Regions from separate parts of the Homo sapiens genome. Here region 1 is linked to region 2. Evidence: chromatin loops called from intact Hi-C (ENCODE). Cell type or tissue: breast epithelium. All regions are shown on one strand. Each heading gives the region's core, and the rest is flanking DNA. Links, peaks and the distances in the headings are about the cores only.

Evidence for each region. Peaks named below come from ENCODE experiments on the same cell type or tissue, not always from the same donor. Only the 100,000 strongest peaks of a DNase experiment are listed, where the experiment ranks them.
Region 1: a loop joins it to region 2, with 27 times the contacts of the local background. A loop is called at or near these places in 1 of 110 quality-filtered maps.

Annotation. Positions count from the first base shown.
Region 1 is chr15:42,525,570-42,532,899 of GRCh38, forward strand. SNAP23 (synaptosome associated protein 23) reads left to right here. Exons shown (of 8, transcript NM_003825.4): 6 at 2,693-2,851; 7 at 4,106-4,250; 8 at 5,844-7,330. The coding sequence ends at 5,909. It also overlaps a transcript of LRRC57 not described here. Among named protein-coding and RNA genes, the nearest start is that of LRRC57, 20 kb to the right of the region's middle. In breast epithelium, for the core only: no CTCF peak of the experiment used is centred there; no DNase peak of the experiment used is centred there.
Region 2 is chr15:42,598,217-42,611,272 of GRCh38, forward strand. The region is part of intron 3 of STARD9 (StAR related lipid transfer domain containing 9); the gene reads left to right. Among named protein-coding and RNA genes, the nearest start is that of STARD9, 29 kb to the left of the region's middle. RefSeq lists enhancers at 2,582-3,198, 10,827-11,096. In breast epithelium, for the core only: no CTCF peak of the experiment used is centred there; no DNase peak of the experiment used is centred there; H3K27ac peaks cover 716 bases.

The DNA.
Region 1 (7,330 bases), core at 1-2,500, 78 kb before region 2:
TCTTCTGCCTCTGCCTCCTGAGTTGCGGGGACTGCATTCGAGCGCCACCACACCCAGCTAAGTTTTGTATTTTTAGTAGAGACAGGGTTTCACCATGTTGGCCAGGCTGGTCTCGAACTCCTGACTTCGTGATCTGCCTGCCTCGGCCTCCCAAAGTGCTGGTATTACAGGTGTGAATCACCGCACCCGGCCAAGATCCAGTCATTTTAAAGACAGCAGAGTTTGATAACCAATCTGATTCTTTGTTTATAGACTATGTTTCAATTAAAAATCATTCACATGATCATTTTTAAACAATTCATTTGCATTTTATGCCCTTATATCTAATTGTGGAAAGAAGAATTCTCATAAGTGTAAAGAATTTTTTCAAATATTGCCTCTTAATGTTGGGAAGGAGGTTGGAATGCATATATATTCCTTAATAGACCAGAACCCAAGGTCATGTCCCAGTCCACTCCTCTTTTTGTGCTGTCAGAAACATAATATCTCATTAGTTACTTTGGAATTTCAACCTTCTCTCTTGCACCTGTTCCACAATCCGAAATTCTAATAAAAGCCCCACTTCTGTTACTTCTGTTAATATTTGTGGTTATTAACTTTCTGATAAACTAATATATTGCTTTTGTTTTATTTACTAGCACTTACTCTGCTCTAGAATTTTGCCTGGGACCTTTCTTATTATTAACAAAGAATACATGTGAATATTTATTTTAAAAATATATATCCTACCTTGTTCCAAGAAAAATTTAACATGGCTTCTTAATAAATAAATGGGTTAATTAATAAAAACAGCATAGAAACATAATTATGATAACTTAAAGTGGTACCATGAAACACACTTGGAGAACTAGCTCTTCAGTGTTCATAAATTTGCCTTTGCAATGCCTCTCACAAAAAAAAATTAGTAGTATCCTTTCTGTAATGTTAATGATAAAGTCTAAGATTCAATTCTAGGTTTGCCGAAAATGAATCCTCACATGCCTATTAAGGAAGAAGTCACTTTTTTCATAAAATCTCTTCCCTACCTTTTTAATTTTTGCAATTTTAAAACTTCCTTATTAATGTAAAATGTAGAATAAATCAGAGATCAATATTTGAGCAACATACTATTTCGTTTTTGTTTATAGAAAAGTGAAAACTAAAATTGAATGAAAGCTTGACTTTAGCCAAATAATCAAGAAAAGTTTTGTGTCACTTTTCCGTAACAGCCATTTTTTTTTCCCTGTAATAGCCACTTTTTCTTTCTTTTTAAGACACTTAGACTTATGATTTTTTTTTTTTTTTGAGATGGAGTGTCTCGCTCTGTTGCCCAGGCTGGAGTGCAGTGGTGTGATCTTGGCTCCTTGCAACCTCCGCCTCCTGGGTTCAAGCGATTCTCCTGCCTCAGCCTCCCCAGTAGCTGGGATTATAGGCACGTGGTGCCACACCCAGCTAATTTTTGTATTTTTAGTAGAGATGGGGTTTCACCATGTTGCCCAGGCTGGTCTTGAACTCCTGACCTCAGGTGATCCACCCACCTTGGCCTCCCAAAGTGCTGGGATTACCGGTGTGAGCTACTGTGCCCGGCCTTGATCGTTTTTTTAAAGAGGAAACTCTTAAATGAAAAACTCCTACACTACAGGATTTATGAATGACCGCTTGTGTGGTCAAGGTACTTATTTGTCCGCTGATTGTCCAATTTGGAAATTATTCATGCCTTTCTTTCCTGATGGCTGGTTTGTTTGTAAGAAACCATTGTTTAAAATTTCATGGAAAATTCTAATAAAAACTGATCAGCTGGAACTACGCTGGTTCAAATTCAGTCTTCTTATTTTAAAATTTTATTTATTTATTTAAGATTAGGTCTCACTCTGTCACCCAGGCTGGAGTGCAGTGGCACTATCATGGCTCACTGCAGCCTCGACCTTCTGGGCTCAAGCAGTCCTCCCACCTCAGCCTCTCGAGTAGCTGGGACCACAGGCGTGTGCCACCACACCCAGCTAATGTTTGTATTTTTTTATAGAGATGGCATTTTGAGGCAGGGAGCAGTGGCTCACGAGCCTGTAGTCCCAGCACTTTGGGAGGCCGAGGTGGATGGATCACTTGAGGTCAGGAGTTTGAGAGATGGGTTTTTGCTGTGTTGCCCTGGCTGATCTTAAACTCCTGAGCTCAAGCGATCCACCCGCCTTGGCCTCCCAAAGTGCTGGGAGTACAGGCGTGAGCCACTGCACCCAGCATCAGCCTTCTTATTCTGTCATCCCTTGTCAACCTCTGAGATGCCTTCAAGGAACCTCTTAAGGTATCCCAGAACACCTTTTCTAAGGGACCTTTTTTTAAGTAATGTGCATTAACCTCTTTTCTAGATAGTGCTGGATACACTAGGAAGAGAAAAGCAAAACGATAGTGCCAGAGGCTAAGGGAACCTGAAAAATCAAATAGTTGCCTTTTGCTACTTGCTAACAGCCTAGTGAAGATTTGGTAGAAGTAGTATTTGGACCTTTTTAAAATTTTTTTTAGTGTCAATGGGTTTACATAATTCATCTATTTCCTATTCCATATTGCCATGGAGCATAGTGTAGATCATCTAGACTTAGCTGTATGCAGCTTTTCTACTAGAGTTATTAGTGTCATCCTCAAGGTAACAGGCACTAATAATTAGAACTCTCCGTCTTCTTTTTTTTGGTATCTCCCTACACTCCTGACTCTTATATAGAACAAAGAACTTTGAGTCTGGCAAGGCTTATAAGACAACATGGGGAGATGGTGGAGAAAACTCACCTTGCAATGTAGTATCTAAACAGCCAGGCCCGGTGACAAATGGTCAGCTTCAGCAACCAACAACGGGAGCAGCCAGTGGTGGATACATTAAACGGTATGCCAACTCCTCCTGATATTCCTGTACCTTTCTTAATGAATGGTTCACTTAGGAGATGAGTTTAGCAGTACATGACCCCTAATAAAACAAATAAAAATTGTATTTATTCCATTTTTAAAATGCATTTAAAAATCTGCCCACTGACAAAATGTGGGTTTTTTTTATTTGTTGTTTTGTTTTGAGACAGAGTCTTGCTGTGTTGCCCAGGCTGGAGTGCAGTGGCGTGATCTCAGCTCACTGCAACCTCTGCCTCCCAGGTTCAAGTTATTCTCCTGCCTCAGCCTTCCGAGTAGCTGGGACTACAGGTGTGCGCCACCACGCCCAGCTAATTTTTGTATTTTTAGTAGAGACAGGGTTTCACCATGTTGACCAGGCTGGTCTTGGACTCCTGACCTCAGGTGATCCACCTGCCTCGGCCTCCCAAAGTGCTGGGATTACAGGCATAAGCTACCACACCTGGCCAGACAAAATGTTGACTGTGGTGGTTGACCTTGGGTGATGGAATTAACTTTTCTTTATACTTTTCAGTACTTTCCAAATTATTGAACTAGACATATTTTACTTTTATATATAGAAAAAAATAGGTTTTAAAATGTGTCATCTAGAACAAGGGTCAGCTAGATTCCTGTAAGAAGATCTGTAACGAGCCAGAGAGTTAATATTTCAGACTTTTCAGGCCATACAGTCCCTTGCAATTACTCAACTCTGTTGTAGGGTTAAAGCAGGCATAAACAATATGTAAACAAATGAGCACAGCTGTGTTTGAATAACACTTGATTTACAAAATCATATGGTGGCCAGATTTGGTCCTTGGGCCGTAGTTTTCCAACCTCTCTCTTAGGGCAGTGCTTCTTTAGATAGACTTAACTGTGCATTAGAACCACTTGAGGGGCTTATTAAACCGTAGGTTTCTGGGATGCACTTACAGTTTCTGATTGAGTAGGTCTGGAATGGAGTGTGAGAATTAGCATTCTCATGTCTAACAGCTTCCCAGGTGATGCTGGGAATTAAGCTTTGAGAAACACTGTTTCAGAGTTTCTTTCTTTTCTTACATGGCTTTAAGATACTGTGCTCTCTTTGATGAGTCTCCCAGTTTTTATTATAGAATGTTTCCCAGGAATGGTAACCTATATTCTTTTGGATCTTATACTTGCTGAGAGTCATTTTGGTTACTTACTTTTGTGAAAAGTAAATCCAGACTTTTATTTAAATTCAACAAAACCTATGGAATTAACTGTCTTCTTGTGATAGCATAACTAATGATGCCAGAGAAGATGAAATGGAAGAGAACCTGACTCAAGTGGGCAGTATCCTGGGAAATCTAAAAGACATGGCCCTGAACATAGGCAATGAGATTGATGCTCAAAATCCACAAATAAAACGAATCACAGACAAGGTAAAAGCTTTTTATTGCCACAAGAAAATGAGACACCCAGTTCAGTGTTTCAGTAATAGACATCTGTGCTAGATACTGTGGGGGACACGGTAGAATAAGCTCCTGTCCTCATAGGTCTTAATTCTGATGAGGTGGTGGTTCTAACACATAAAACAAGAGCCAAGTCCTCCCTGTCATGGTAGTTGGTGCATTTTGAAACCAGAGTTTTGGAATATAGTAGTTTTACTTAAACCTTCACACATGAAGCTTAGTATCTACTTTAGCTTTTGAGCGTGTTTTTTTCTCTCCCAAATGAGTTTTATTTTGTTAACTAATTTTTTAATTGAGAATGGGGTCTTGCTCTGTCGCCTAGGGTAGTGTGGTGGTACAATCACAGCTCACTGCAGCCTGCCTCCTAGGCTAAAGCGTTCCTCCCACATCAGCCTATTTTGTTAACTAAAAATAAATTAAGTTCCTGAATCCTCATCTCATGAAAGAGTCCGTAGGTGAAAATCTGTTCTGCAGAATAGTTCTTATGGAGTGGACACACGAAATAGAGTCATGTGAGTGAAAGAAAGTTGTGATTCTTTTTTTTCCCCCTTAACTTTACATGATATAAATATAGTGAAAGCGAAATTGTTTTCAGTGTTTTGATGTGTCACATGTAAAGTCATACCTTGGCCAACCGTGGTAGCTCACACCTGTAATCTCAACACTTTGAGAGGCGGAGGCAGGAGGATTGCTTGAGCTCAGGAGTTTGAGACCAGAGCAAGACCTCGACTCTACTAAAAAAATTTAAAAATTGACCAGGCATGGTGGCATGTGCCTATTGTCCCAGTTACTCGGGAGGCTGAGGCAGAAGGATTGCTTGAGTGTAGGAGTTGAAGGCTGCAGTGAGCTGTGATTGCACCATTGCATTCCAGCCTGGGCAACAGAGTGAGACCCTTTCTCAAAAAGAAAGGAAAAAAAGAAAGTCATACCTCATTAAAATCTCAGTGAACTTTAGGGTGAGTTTTTAAGCTTGGCTCTCTGTTAAATCACTTTTGATGGATTTAATTGAAACAGTGGTTCACAAGATGCTTTAAATGCTGCAGTCTGGGTTTAGGCTATATTTACCTGTCATTTTAATTCAGATGTTGGTGAGGATGGTAATAGATTCGTTTCAAAGATCTTTGGAAAGGTTATTTCAGTCTCTCCAGGTTAGACTTAGGGTGTCTGAATCCAGATGAGATTCTATGATTCAGTTCAGAGGACTCACACAAGGTCCAGATCTTTAACAGAGAAGAGCACTCTTTCATATTTCATTGCATCAAAAAATGCCATTGATTACAGGATGCATCCCAGTTTCAGGCATGTTAAACTATGAAAAAATGCGTTATAGAATTTATGAAATATTGGCAAGGTCTTATATGTTACACCTTTGTCATGTTTATATACCAGGGGTTTTCCAAATGAATTTCATATTCTGTTACTTCTTGCCCAACATGAGTTTTGTAATGTAACTTCACGTGGTTTCTTGGATTTTCTTGGTGTGTCAGTTACTCCAAGTGTAAAAAGTTTAATTTTTATTAGAGTTACTTACCTTGTAAAGCTGATATCTTTCTTGTTTTTCAGGCTGACACCAACAGAGATCGTATTGATATTGCCAATGCCAGAGCAAAGAAACTCATTGACAGCTAAAGCTACTGCTGTTCTTCTTTATCATTTATTCACTTCCGTAGCTCCTCCTTGAAAGTTATTACCTTTTCAGAGTTTAAGTTTTCGGTTCCACGCTCTTCTAATTGGGAGATAATATGGAAGAAGGGCCAGAGCAGTTACAGCCCTCCTTCTTTTTTGTTTTCTGTTGAGGGCCGACTGCTGCTCTGCCTTCCTTCTAGTATTTTCTTTCTCAATTCATACGCTTAGATTGGTTTTCATATGTCATGTTTAGTGTTTTCATCCTCCTCATATACTTCAGCAGGTTCTTTTGCTTTCAAGATTTGGAAGCATTGCCAAAGACAGCCATGAAGAAGGAAGCTGTAGAGGTGTTTTTTGTTGTTGTTTATTTTTGCTTTTGTGGTTGAGGGAAGGACAAGAGATAAGAGGTTGTTACCTCAGTAAAAACCTTCAGGCCACAAAGCAAAAAGTTGCATAGCCACAACGAAGATCTAGTTGGATATAGTTTTTGATTTAAGTTGCAGTTATAGCCAATTTAGGCTAATGCTTGGTTTTGGAGCTTTTATACACAACGTTTTTGTTAGGCATCACAGTTTTGCAACCTCTGCTCCAAAGAGAAAAATAGAATGAGTTTTCTTTCTTTTTTTTTTTTTTGGAGTCAGAGTCTCGCTCTCTTGTCCAGGCTGGAGTGCAATAGCGCGATCTGGGCTCACTGCAACCTCCGCCTCCCTGGTTCAAGCAATTCTCCTGCCTTGCCTCCTGAGTAGCTGGGATTACAGGCGTGTGTCACCACGCTCGGCTAATTTTTGTATTTTTAGTAGAGACAGGGTTTCACCATGTCAAGCTGGTCTTGGACTCCTGACGTCGTGATCCACCCGCCTTGGCCTCCCAAAGTACTGGGATTACAGGCGTGAGCCACTGTGCCTGGCTGAGTTTTCTTAAAGTGAGCTTAATTTCTGAACTCTTAGTGATTCATATATGTACATAAATCTGTGATCCCATTTCTTATTGCACCATTCAGGAACACTTTATATAAATGAGTGGCTTTTTATTTCATATTATTAGTAGTATCATGGTTCCATTACAGGCCTATTAACATCATACATTGTCATTAGTCTTTGAAGAAAAAATATGTAAATATATATGTGTAACATGAGAATTTCTCTCTAAAGCAGGGCTTAAAATTTTTTGGAAAAGTTTGACAAAGCATACCACATGAATTCAGATTTACCTCAATGCTAAGAATTATGTTTAGTTAGGAAAAAGGAAAGTCATTTTGACCTCAGGTAGAAAAATAGATTGCTTTGAGTTTTATGTAGCTTTAGACTTTAAAAAGTTAGAATTTATTCTGTAACTAAAAATTATTTGAAAAAATTATGCCTCTGGTTTAATTATTGGTGATTACACACTCTTTCTCTTACCCTTGTGTATTGAACTATGTCCAT
Region 2 (13,056 bases), core at 5,333-7,832:
GAGACGGGGTTTCACCATGTTAGCCAGGATGGTCTTGATCTCCTGACCTCGTGATCTGCCTGCCTCAGCCTCCCAAAGTGCTGGGATTACAGGTGTGAGCCACCGTGCCCGGCCCAGCCTATATTTTTAATGTAGTCAAATTTATCATCCTTTCTCTGTGGTTTCATGGTGTGTTAGGCTTCGAAAGGCTTTCTCACTCTGAGATTATAAATGTATTCATCATGTTTTTTTTTTTTCCTGGCATGGTAATGAATTTTTAAAATATTTACATATTTAATCTATTTGAAATTCTTTGGCATAAAAAATGAGGTAGGGCTTCAGCTTTATATTTTTTCCCCAGATAACTATCCAGTTGTCTGAATACTATTAGTTCATCTATTTTTTATTGATATACATATTTTGGGGGTACATGTGATATTTTGATACAATCTGTCATGATCAAATCAGGGTAGTTAGGATAGCCATCGCCTCAAACATTTATCTTTGTGTTGGGAGTGTTATAATTCTTCTCTTCAAGCTATATTGAAATATACAATAAATTATCATTAGTTGTAATTTTCTTACTGTATTATTGTATACTAGAGCTTACTTCTTCTAACACAGTACCGTTTATTGAACACTCATTCTTTCTCCACTGAAGTGAAAGGCTACTTTTATCAGTTAATACATTGCTATATATATTTGGGGTCTCTGTTTTTTTTGTTGTTGTTGTTTTGTTTTTTTTGGCAACCGAGTCTCACTGTGTCATCCAGGCTGGAGTGCAGTGGCACAATCTCAGCTCACTGCAACCTCCGCCTCCCAGGTTCAAATGATTCTCCTGCCTCAGCCTCCCAAGTAGCTGGGATTACAGGCCCCCACCACCATGCCTGGCTAATTTTTGTATTTTTAGTAGAATCAGGGTTTCACCATGTTGGCCAGGCTGGCCTCAAACTCCTGACCTCAGGTGCTCCACCTGCCTTGGCTTCCCAAAGTGCTGGGATTATGTGAGCCACCATGCCCGGCGTATACTTGGGGATCTCTTTTAAAACTCTGTTTTGTTTCCTCAACTGTATTTTTGTGCCTGAACCATACTGTTTCAGAAAGTTTCAAATATACATGAAAACACCATCTTGTTTCACTACTTTTTAATATTGGTGAGGGCTCGTTCTTTCTCAGACTGTCCTAGTTATTTTGGTTATTGCCCTTCCCCAAAATGCCATATCTTTCTCTGCTTTTGCTTATATTGGCTCCTCTTCCTAGTGTATATTAATACATCTCACCTCTCCAGTTTCTATCGTACAAAATACTGCTTGTTCTTTAAGGTTCAGTTAAAATGATGCTTCTTCCTTGAAGTCACCATCTCTTGGATTCTCATAGTATCTTGTTACTCCCTTGTGATACATTCTGTTTACTAACTAAAGTTAATGCTCTTTGGATACAAGGCTTATCTATTTTATTAGTCTGAGTGATCCTTGAAGGCAGACTAGGTCTCATCTATCTTTGAACATGCCACGTTTCCTAGCACAGTGACCATTCATTTATTCATTCATTCAGTAAGCATTTAGGAAGCAACACATGGGGTTTAGTGCTGCGAGGAATACAGAGTAGTAGATGTGATTCCTGCCCTCAAAAAGCTTACAGTCTTATTGGGATTACCAGGCTTTAGGTATGTAAAGATCATCAAGAATAACAAGCATTTAAGTGTTATAATCGTACTTAGAGTAAGTACTTAAGGAATCCAGAAGAATAACATATCCAAAGTTTGTTTTGAATGAGTTCAGGGAGGGTCATTTTGGTTGGAGGGGACAGCTTAAAGACTCTAAGGCAGGAATGTACACCATGTGTTTGAGGGGATCAGGTGGTGCTAGTCTGGGTGAAACTAAGAGGATATAGTCACAGTGCCCATCTTTCCAAGTGTTTCAGGAGGCCAGACTCCTATATTTCACCTCTAAGCTGGTCCAGACTCCTAGAGGAGATGAAGACCAAACGGTTTCTCTGGTACAATGACAAAGTGGTTTCAGAAGCGTACTGGATACTTAGTTGAGTCCAGCCTATATAGGACATGTCATCACTCCCATTCCAGGAAGCAAGAAAGGGAGGATGGGTGCTTTCCCTTTAGATAATTTGGAGGAGCTATGAGGACTTTTAACCTGAGGAGAGGAAGCAGTGTATACTGGATACAAGGTTATAGGTTACAGAAAAAGCATTCTTCACTCAACAAACATTTATCTATTATATGCCAGGGATGGGCTAGGTGCTGGGTAAACAAATGGGGGGTGCTTGTGCATGTGTGTGTGAGAGAGAGAGGGTTTTGCTTCGTTTCTTTCTTTCTTTTTTTTTTTTTTTTGAGACCAAGTTTCGCTCTTGTTGCCCAGGCTGGAGTGCAACGGCACGATCTTGGCTCACTGCAACCTCTGCCTCCCGGGTTCAAGCGGTTCTCCTGCCTCAGCCTCCCGAGTAGCTGGGATTATAGGCATGCACCACCATGCCCAGCTAATTTTGTATTTTTAGTAAAGATGGGGTCTCTCCATGTTGATCAGGCTGGTCTCGAACTCCTGACCTCAGGTGATCTGCCCATCTTGGCCTCCCAAAGTGTTGGGATTACAGACATGAGCCACAGTGCCAGCCTGCTTCGTTTATCTCACTTGATATATCTGTTTTTCTTTCTTTTTTTTTTTTTTTTTAGTATTTATTGATCATTCTTGGGTGTTTCTCGGAGAGGGGGATTTGGCAGGGTCATAGGACAATAGTGGAGGGAAGGTCAGCAGATAAACATGTGAACAGAGGTCTCTGGTTTTACTAGGCAGAGAGCCCTGCCGCCTTCAGCAGTGTTTGTGTCCCTGGGTACTTGAGATTAGGGAGTGGTGATGACTCTTAACGAGTATGCTGCCTTCAAGCATCTGTTTAACAAAGCACATCTTGCACTGCCCTTAATCCATTTAACCCTTAGTGGACACAGCACATGTTTCAGAGAGCACGGGTTGGGGGTAAGGTTATAGATTAACAGCATCCCAAGGCAGAAGAATTTTTCTTAGTACAGAACAAAATGGAGTCTCCTATGTCTACTTCTTTCTACGCAGACACAGTAACAGTCTGATCTCTCTCTCTTTTCCCCACATTTCCCCCTTTTCTATTCGACAAAACCGCCATCGTCATCATGGCCCATTCTCAGTGAGCTATTGGGTACACCTCCCGACGGGGTGGCGGCCGGGCAGAGGGGCTCCTCACTTCCCAGACGGGGCGGCCGGGCAGAGGCGCCCCCCAACCTCCCAGACGGGGCGGCGGCCGGGCGGGGGCTGCCCCCCACCTCCCGGATGGGGCGGCTGGCCGGGCGGGGGCTGCCCCCCACCTCCCGGACGGGGCGGCTGGCTGGGCGGGGGCTGCCCCCCCACCTCCCGGACGGGGCGGCTGGCCGGGTGGGGGCTGCCCCCCACTTCCCGGATATATCTGTTTTTCTACAGGAGGGTTTTCTGAGCAAAACTCTCCATTGTCGGTCTGTTAATATATTCTTTATTTCACCTATCAGTGCAAAGATGGACAGTGTGTTTGATTTATATTCCACAAACCCTATAGCATTAAGTCTAGCGTCAGCAGATGATCTGCAAAAAATTTACATTTTGCTCTATGGACTCTAGAGCCTATTTTACTTTATTTTATTTATTTATTTATTTTGAGGCAGTCTTGCTCTGTCACCTGGGCTGGAGTGCAGTGGTGCGATCTCAGTTCACTGCAACCTCTGCCTCCGGGTTCAGGTGATTCTCCTGCCTCAGCCTTCTGAGTAGCTGGGACTACAGGTGCGTGTCACCACGCCCGGCTCGTTTTTATATTTTTAGTAGAGACAGTGTTTCACCATGTTGGCCAGGCTTAGGTCTTGAACTCCTAACGTCAAGTGATCCACCCACCTCAGCCTCCCAAAGTGATTACAGGCATTAGCTGCTGCACCCAGCCTAGAGCAAATTTTAATTTAGTGTTTGTTTCCTACACCAAAGGCAGGCAGAGTCTTTGTCAGACATGGCAATAGTATGCTCTGGCTTCTAGAACATGGCTGGGTGACTTTATCTCTTAAAGCCAAAGCCAGAAATTGATAATTTACTATGAAATATTTTGGGGCATTTCCAGTTGCAGGTTTTGATATACCTGGCTAAGGTATGGTATGTTCAAGGTAGAGGGGTCGTGACTGCAAGTTGTCCAGGTTCTTGGTGTTTTGAAGAAGGAATTGGACAAAATGCCCAGTAAAGCAAAGAAAGAATGAAACGAGAGAATGAAAGCAGGGATTTATTAAAAATGAAAGTACACTCCACAGTATGGGAGCAGGCTGAGCACTGACTCAAGGGATCAGATACAGAATCTCCTTGGGTGCAAATACCCTCTAGAAGTTTTCCCATTGGCCACTGCATGCTCACCTCATGTAAATGAAGTGGTAGCTTGCAATCTGTCTGATTGGTTGCAGAAGGCAGTCAACCAGAGCCTGAAGTGAAGTTGCAAAAGTCACACTGCTGTGCAAACAGAGGTTAGGGTGAAGTTACAAAGTCATACCTCTATGGTAAACGAAGAAGACTCGGCCAGCAATCAGCCTGATTGGTTGTAGACAGCAACCATTCAGAGCTGTGGAGTGAAGTTACAAAGTTGCAAATGAAGCCAAGACCCCCAACTCCTTCATCCCACCCCTTTTGTTACTTTTGTTACTTAGGCGTGGAAAGTCTAGGGTTTTCCTTTCAGTTTAGTTCTGGGAAGTTGGCGTGAGAGCCTTAGGTTCCCTGCCTCTAGACCCTATTCTCCTGCCTCATATCCAGTATGGATCCTTGCTGCTACTTGCTGCTCTTTCTGAACTGCATTTTTTGGGACTGGAGTTTGGCCTCATATATTCTTTTCCAGGATAAAGTTTGAGGTGGTTGTTACAATATGTTGGCTCCAATTATTCTGTGATTTACATATATTTACACAAGCCCACTTTCCAGTAAAAATAGACTTTTTATTTATTTATTTATTTATTTTCGAGACAGAGTCTTGCTCTGTTGCCTAGGCTGGAGTGCAGCCTGCCTCAGCCTCCTGAGTAGCTGGGACTACAGGCACGTGCTACCACACCTGACTAATTTTTGTATTTTTAGTAAATATTGGGTTTCCCCATGCAAGCCCAGCTGGACTCGAACTCCTGACCCTGTGATCCTCTCAGCCTCCCAAAGTGCTGGGATTACAGGCATGAGCCACCATGCCAGCCAAAAATAGACATTTTAGAATTGTGAGCAGGTGTGGAGGTGAAGAGGAAACAATTTGTGTCTTTGTTCTTGTAATCACCAGATTACAAGGTTCTTGCCTGCTGCCCCATAGAGCCAATTTACCGAGACAGTGGAATCACAATAAAGAGTTGAATAAACACAGAGCCAGCTAAGCAAAAGCCCAGAGTTTATTACTCAAATCAGTCTCCCCAAATATGTGGAGACGAGGGTTTTTAAAGGATAGTTTTGCAGGCAGGGGGCTAGGGAATGGGGAATATTGATTGGTTGGGTCTGGGATGAAATCATAGGGGGTCAAAGCTTGTCTTCTTGTGCTGAGTCAGTTATTGGGTGGGAGGGCCACAGGACCAGATGAGCCAGTTTTGTAAGGTCTGGGTGGCACCAGCTGGTCATCAGAATACAGGGTCTGAAAAATACTTCAATTCCTATCTTTGGTTCAAAGAACCAAAGGAAAAATACTTCAGTTCCTATCTATAGGAGCAATTGAGGAGGTTAAGAATCTTGTGATCCCTGACTGCATGACTCCTGCACCGTAATTTCTAGTCTTGTGGCTAATGTGTTAGTTTTACAAAGGTGGTCTGGTCCCCATGCAAGGAGGGGGTTTGTTTGGGGAAGGGGCTGTTACCTGTTTCAAAGTTAAACTATAAATTCCTTCCTTAGTTAGCTTGACCTGTGCCCAGGAGTGAACAAGGTAGCCTGGAGGTTAGAAGTAAGATGGAGTTGCTTAGGTCAGATTTCTTTCACTGCCATAACTTCCTATGTCAGATTTTTCACTGTCATGATTTTTGCAAAGGCAGTTTCAGTCTGTCTGCTTCTACTTGTTTGATCCACGCTTCTCTTACCTGTCTCTTAAATCAACATCAAATTTGATTTTTTTATTTGTGGAAGCTCATAAGGTCATATAATATGTGATTATTCTACCTCGTTCATTCATTCAGCATGCATTTACATAAAAATATGCCAAGAATTGTGCTAGGCACTGGAAATAACCAATAAGAACCAACATTGTATTTGTCCTTTAAAAACTAATAGTTCTTGACAGAGACAGATACTAAAGAGAGAATTACTCCACAGTGTGGTAAATGTTATCATATTTTAACCAAGGATTTGAAAAAACGTGAAGAGGGAGGAAGATTGTTTTTGTCAGGGGAGGAAATCTAGTTCATAGTATGATTGCTTTATTCAGGATCAAATTGATTTTTTTTTTTTTTTTTTTTTTTTTTTTTTGAGACAGGGTCTCTCTCTGTCCCCCAGGCTGGAGTGGAATGCAGTGGTGTGATCTTAGTTCACTGCAGCCTTGATCTCCTGGGCTCAAGCAATCCTCCCAACTTAGCCTCCTGAGTAACTAAGACTACAAACATGTGCCACCACACCTGGCTAATTTTTTATTTTTTGTAGAAACAAGGTCTCACTATGTTGCTCAGGCTGGTCTCTAACTCCTGGGCTCAAGTGATCCATCCACCTCAGCCTCCCAAAGTGCTGGGATTACAGGTGTGAGCCATCGCGCCTGACCTGGATCGAATGGAATTTAAATCCATATATTCTGTTCCAAAGATGAGAAGGACATTTCTTCTTAAATCTTGAGGGTGCTGTTTCATGTACATAAATTTAACCTCACAGCTTGGTGAGTTTCCAAAAAGATCAAAGACTTCTCAAAGCATCATATGAATTATTCACTAGTCCTAACATGGAGCTCTCTCCTGAGTTTTATTCTGGATGCCATTTAATCTTATAATAAAATAGATATATGAATCATTTGGTTGAGGCTGCTACTTAGCATATTAACTTGATGTATGGTCATTATAGAGGGGCTGGATTCAGATGTTTGAACTACAGCGAAAACCTTTCTGCAGGAAAGGCAGAGTTGACAGTTTCTTATTTTTCAAGTATGAGGCAAAGGAACATGAGCTATTTATAGACTCACTTCCGCAACAGACTGAACACAATAGAAGCCTGAAATCAAATGGTGACCAGATGTGCCCAGGCATCCCCCAAGTCTAGGTGTCAAAATTATAAAAGACAGAGCCCCTGGGGAATTGGTTTCAGGGCAGAAGCAGTGCACTTAAGCCCATAAGATCACCATCTGTATACAAATAGCCCCTTAAACAGCTGGTCCTCAGGAGTGGAAGAGGTAAACAACAGTGTGTTCAAACTCACTTTTCTTGCTTCTCTTCCTAGAAGTGGGGGATAATCCCTTTGTCAATAACTTTATTTCCCAATTCTTGTCTCTCTAGTTAGGCAGTTAGAAAAGATACAGCTGCGTTCTGGGGATATGCGCTGAATTGGTGTCCGAGGAAGATTAATGCAGCTTCCATGCAGTTGGTGGAGATCATGGTTCTGCTGAGATGAGAAGACATCTGACAGGGATGGAAACCCATAATTACTTTTCTTTCTTTACTGTTCCTCCCCTGTTAAACTAATTTCATCTTGTTTGTGGTGGTGTTGTGGCGATGTTTAAAGCACAAACATGTCGTGGTCTCTGGCTGGTATTGCTTTTCCTTTTCTCCCGCATCAGAGATTTTAAGAAAATACAAACAACTTCCTCTTTCCATAAACATCTGGAAACATTCCCATGGAGTTTAGATTCAATTTCAGGGTTTGGAAAAGTTGTACTTAATTTTGGAAAATGTTCAAACCAGCTTGCTTCAATGGGAAGGGAGAAAAGAAAATAGCACTTTTTGAGAACCTACAGTCTTCCAGGTACTGTATTGAGTACTTATCACCTTCACAACAACCCTGTAAAGTGGGTTAGTACTCTGTTTTACAGATGTGCTTACTGAGGTTCAGAGATGAAGCCCAGTTTTAGTCCATTCTACTGTCTCACCACATCCTGCTACCTTTGCACTCCTTCTCTGTGCTAACCTCTAATACTTGGAGTATGACATGAATTAGCTGACAATTGGAAAATATTGGACTGTTAAATCTTGCATTTACTATAGGAAAAGACCAAGAGTCATGAATATAGAACATGTGTTTTCAAGCCTCTCTATTGGCCCCTCTCTCTGAGATGTGCAGAACACCACCTATTTTTAGTTTTGTTTTTTGAAACAGGGTCGGACTCTGTTGCCCAGGCTGGAGTGCAGTGGTGTGATCTCAGGTCACTGCAACCTTCACCTCCTGGGCTCAAGCCACCTTCCCACCTCAGCCTCCCAAGTACCTGGGAACACAGGTGCGCACCACCACACCCAGCTAATTTTTGTATTTTTTTTTTTTTTTAAGATGGAGTTTTTCCAAGTTGCCTAGGCTGGTCTCAAACTCCTGGGCTCAGGTGGTCCTCCCACCTCAGCCTCCCAAAGTGCTGGGATTACAGGTGTAAGCCACTGCGCCCAGCCTATTTTTAGTTTTGTATCCAGAGTAAGTGCTTGTATACATGTACAGTCAGGGTGCTTTCTTCTGAATCCCCTGAGTAGACCTAACTGACCCAGCTACTCTCTAAGGCACAAAAAATAGCTCACCCATTATAGCAAATGGATGCTTCATTTCACTCATTCTGACCCAGAGGCTGGGTTTTGAAGTGTACTTCATTGATTGATTGATTGACAAGGTCTCACTCTGTCTCCCAGGCTGGAGTGCAGTGGCGTGATCATAGCTCACTGCAGCCTCTATCTCCCGGGCTCAAGTGATCCTACCACCTTAGCTTCCTGAGTAGCTGGGACTACAGGCATGTGCCACGTCCTCCACATGGAGGAGTCTAAAGTCTGTGCACAACCCTGTAACCATTGTGCTCTTTTTCCTTCCCAGCACAACCCTGCATTTTTCTGGTGCTTTTTTTTTTTTTTTTTTTTTTTTTTAAGATGGAGTCTCTCTCTGTCACCCAGGCTGGAGTACAGTGGTGCGATCTCAGTTCACTACAACCTTCGCCTCCTGGGTTCAAGCAATTCTCCTGCCTCATTCTCCTGAGTAGCTGGGACTACAGGCATGCACCACCATGCGCGGCTAATTTTTATATTTTTAGTAGAGATGGGGTTTCACCATGTTGGCCAGGCTGGTCTCAAACTCCTGACCTCAAGTGATCTGCCCACCTCACCCTCCCAAAGTGCTGGGATGACAGGTGTGAGCCACTGTGCCCACCCTCCTGATGCCTCTTTTTCTGAATAGATTCTTTCTCATCTGTGGAGTACCCTAGGAATTCCAGTTTCATATTAGAGAGGGAAAGAATAAATACAGGACCTCCAGACTGAATCTAGGAGAATCTTAATATATTATACACACACACACTTATACACACACACACACACACACACACACACACACACAAATATATATTTGAATATAATTAAATCCTATATTGTTTTACAGGTTTTTCCTAAATCCCACCTGCTTCCAAGTATTTATTTTCTAGCAAGTATTTATTTACCCCCCTCTGATCAGTATCTTCCACATAGAAGTACTTACACAGTAGGGAGGATGAATCTCTTAGGCATTTGTCAGCTCCGTTAGGATTTTTAGAGGTTTACTATGTTTTATTGAAAACCAGCCTCAAGTTCCTGATTGACTGTCCAGGTTTGTGTCAGTATATTTCTTAGTTGTCACTAACAAGTAATTGTGGAGCTGAGTGCTCACCCCCACCCCCCGCAGGTCTCTTTTCCATTATCTTATTTTTTGTTTTTTTGCATACACTTTGGTAAGTTGCTGAGACAACCTTGAGAAACACCTTTGTCCAGGGATATGGGCTAAGGCTGGAGTCAGGCTTTGTTTGCTTGGTTGAAGTGACTTGCTATGAAGGGCTGAGGTGTAAGAAGTGCCACAGACGAGTGTGGTTAGAGATCTTGTGACTCTGGCATGCAGCACTGCCCTTCTGCAAGCTAGTCTTTAGGATTGGAGGAGGGTAGTGTGGTTTGTGGGTAGTGTGGCTTGAGGGAAGACAGGACCCTGCCAGCCGGATGCGTGAGGTGGATGCTGTTCAGATGAACACATAACTAATCTCTTCAACCAGACCCTGGATTGCCAAGAATGATATGGGCTTCACCTGGGCTGGCTGAACCCAACAATGAAACCGGAATTGTCTCAGAGGCTCAGCTCCCTTGCTTCTCTTACATTAAGATTGGTCTCTAGAGACCCATTTAGACTAAACAGTATTAAAAACAGGAAATTTGCTCCTAGCAGCCTGATTGCAGGAAAAGTTTTTTCCACATAGGCAGGAATGAATGTTAAGAACAAAAACTCCATCCTCCAGGCTTGTTTTCTTATATAAAATTATTAGCAACCAAAAAAACTTGAAGCATCTTTGACATATTGGACTACCTCTCAGAGTGCTGACAGGACCCAATACCAAAAGGTGATAAAGAGCTCTTGTGAACACAATCAAAAATATGAAAACGGTGCTTTGTGGAAGATACTGACCTGGTAATGTTTATCTTGCCTGAAGATCAAATATGTGGAAATTAATGCAGAAAGGATTGGGGGAAACCTAAAGAACAGCTATAATTTAATTTTAGTCAACACTCATTTATTGTGACTATTCTGGATTCAGTCCATAGATTATGTATTCATGTATTCAGTCAGTGTTAACCGAGCATGCACTGTGCGTTGTTGCTGGGTGCCATGTCCCAGCTTCAGCCTTAGATGTGTGAGATCCTCTTTCCTCTTTGGTACCTCAGGGGCTTGCTAGGGTTTTCTTATGACAGTTCCGGGCATCCCTAGATCTAGAGACCAAACTCCTGGGACTGCTGCTCTTTTGAATGATTTTGCTGCTGAGGATAGTGGGGGGCGGGAAGGGGAATATATTGGAAGAAGAGAAAGGGGACAAAGAGAAAACTAAAAGCTAGAAAGGAAATGCTTTTTTTCTTCTGTGATGTCATTCTGCCCAAATAAGTCGAGTGTTGAAGAAGGCTTCTAAGCCCTCAGAACGTGACCCAAGTCCTCTCTCTAACCCTGGCTTCTATTCATAACCCTAATGTGGCTCAGTCAGTGTGTCATGAACACACTTCTGCAGAAGAGACGGTATGGTCAAAAGATTCTTTAGTAGATCTGTGTCATTTCTTTGCTTGTGAGGAAACAACTATTTTTAAAACTTTTTTTTTTTTTTTGAGATGGAGTCTTGCTCTGTCACCAGGCTGGGGTACAGTGGCACAATCTTGACTCACTGCAACCACTGCCTCCCAGGTTCAAGCAATTCTCCTGCTGCAGCCTCCTGAGTAGCTGGGACTACAGGCACGCGCCACCACGCCCAGCTAATTTTTGTGTTTTTAATAGAGATCGGGTTTCACCATGTTGGCCAGGCTAGTCTTGAACTCCTGACCTCGTGATCTGCCTGCCTTGGCCTCCCAAAGTGCTGGGATTACAGGTGTGAGCCACCGTGCCCAGCCCTGAAATTTTAATTTAAGTGAAGGTGACAGTGGTTTCTGGCTAACTAGTTAATCAGAAATGTATTTGAATAATGGCTGGGTGTGGTGGCTCATGCCTGCAATTCCAGCACTTTGGGAGGCTGAGGCGGATGGATCACTTGAGGTCAGGAGTTCCAGACCAGCCTGGCCCATATGGCAAAACCCTATCTCTACTAAAAATTCAAAAATTAGCTGAGCATGGTGGTGGGCTCCTGTAATCCCAGCTACTCGCGAGGCTGAGGCAGGAGAATCACTTGAACGCAGGAGGTGGAGGTTGCAGTAAGCTTAGATCACGGCACTGAACTCCAGCCTGGGCGACAGAACGAGACACTATCTCCAAGAAATAAAATAAAAAATAAAGAAATGTGTTTGAATAAGAGTCTCATTTTGTGATCATTTACGTAAAAGCAGCATAACCATTGCTTTATGATAGTCATTTTTGCTGCTCGCTGAATATTCATTGCCCTTCATCTTCTGCTGCTAGGATTTCACTTCCCAGCCCCACTTGGTTAGGTGGGGCCATGTGATTGGTTCTAGCCAGTGGGTTATTAGCAGAAATAATGTCTGAGCCTTTGATTGCTGGGATATGACCCTCTAAAGCCCTCTTTCCTTTCGGCAGCATGATCAGCAACATTGGAGATGGGTTGTTCTCTCAGTTGGGCCCTAGAGAAGCTGTAACAATCAGTGTCCCCTACTGACTCCTGTGTAGCATAAGCCAGAAATAAACTTCATTGTTTAAACCACTATTCTTTTGGGGTTTGCTGCAATAGCCAAACTTATACTTTCTTTTTCTTCTTCTTTTCTTTTTTTAAGACAGAGTCTCACTCTTGTCGCCCAGGCTGGAGTGCAGTGGCGCAATCTTGGCTCACTGCAACCTCCGCCGCCCGGGTTCAAGCTTCTCCTGCCTCAGCCTCCTGAGTAGCTGGGATTACAGGCACCCGCCACCACGCCCGACTTATTTTTGTACTTTTAGTAGAGACGGGGTTTCGCCATGTTGGCCAGGCTGGTCTTGAACTCCTGACCTCAGGTGATCCGCTTATCTCAGCCTCCCAAAGTGCTGGGATTACAGGCGTGAGCTACCGTGCCTGGCCCAAACTGATTCTTTCTTAACTGATAGATTACTCACTGTTGAGTTTGTTGAATGGCTTTAACTTTGATATAGTATCAGTCACAGTAAGAAAATGGGTCGAGGTGATCTGTATATGTACTTTCATTTTATTTTCAATGATAAATTATTTTAATGAATTTCCAAGGATTGAAAGTACCCAGGACTCTCTTAGTCTTGCTTTTTTCCCCCTTTTTCTATGGAAACCCACAAATCTATTCTATTTTTTGAAGTTGGCTCTAAAAAGGACTTTTGCCCTACAGCAGGGCTTGGCAAACTATGATCTGTGGGCCAAATCTTGCCACCACCTGTTTTAGAAAGTAAAGATTTTTTGAAATACAGCCATGTCCATTAGTTTATGTAATATTTGTGGATGATTTTGTATACTACAAAGATGGAGTTGAGTAGTTGT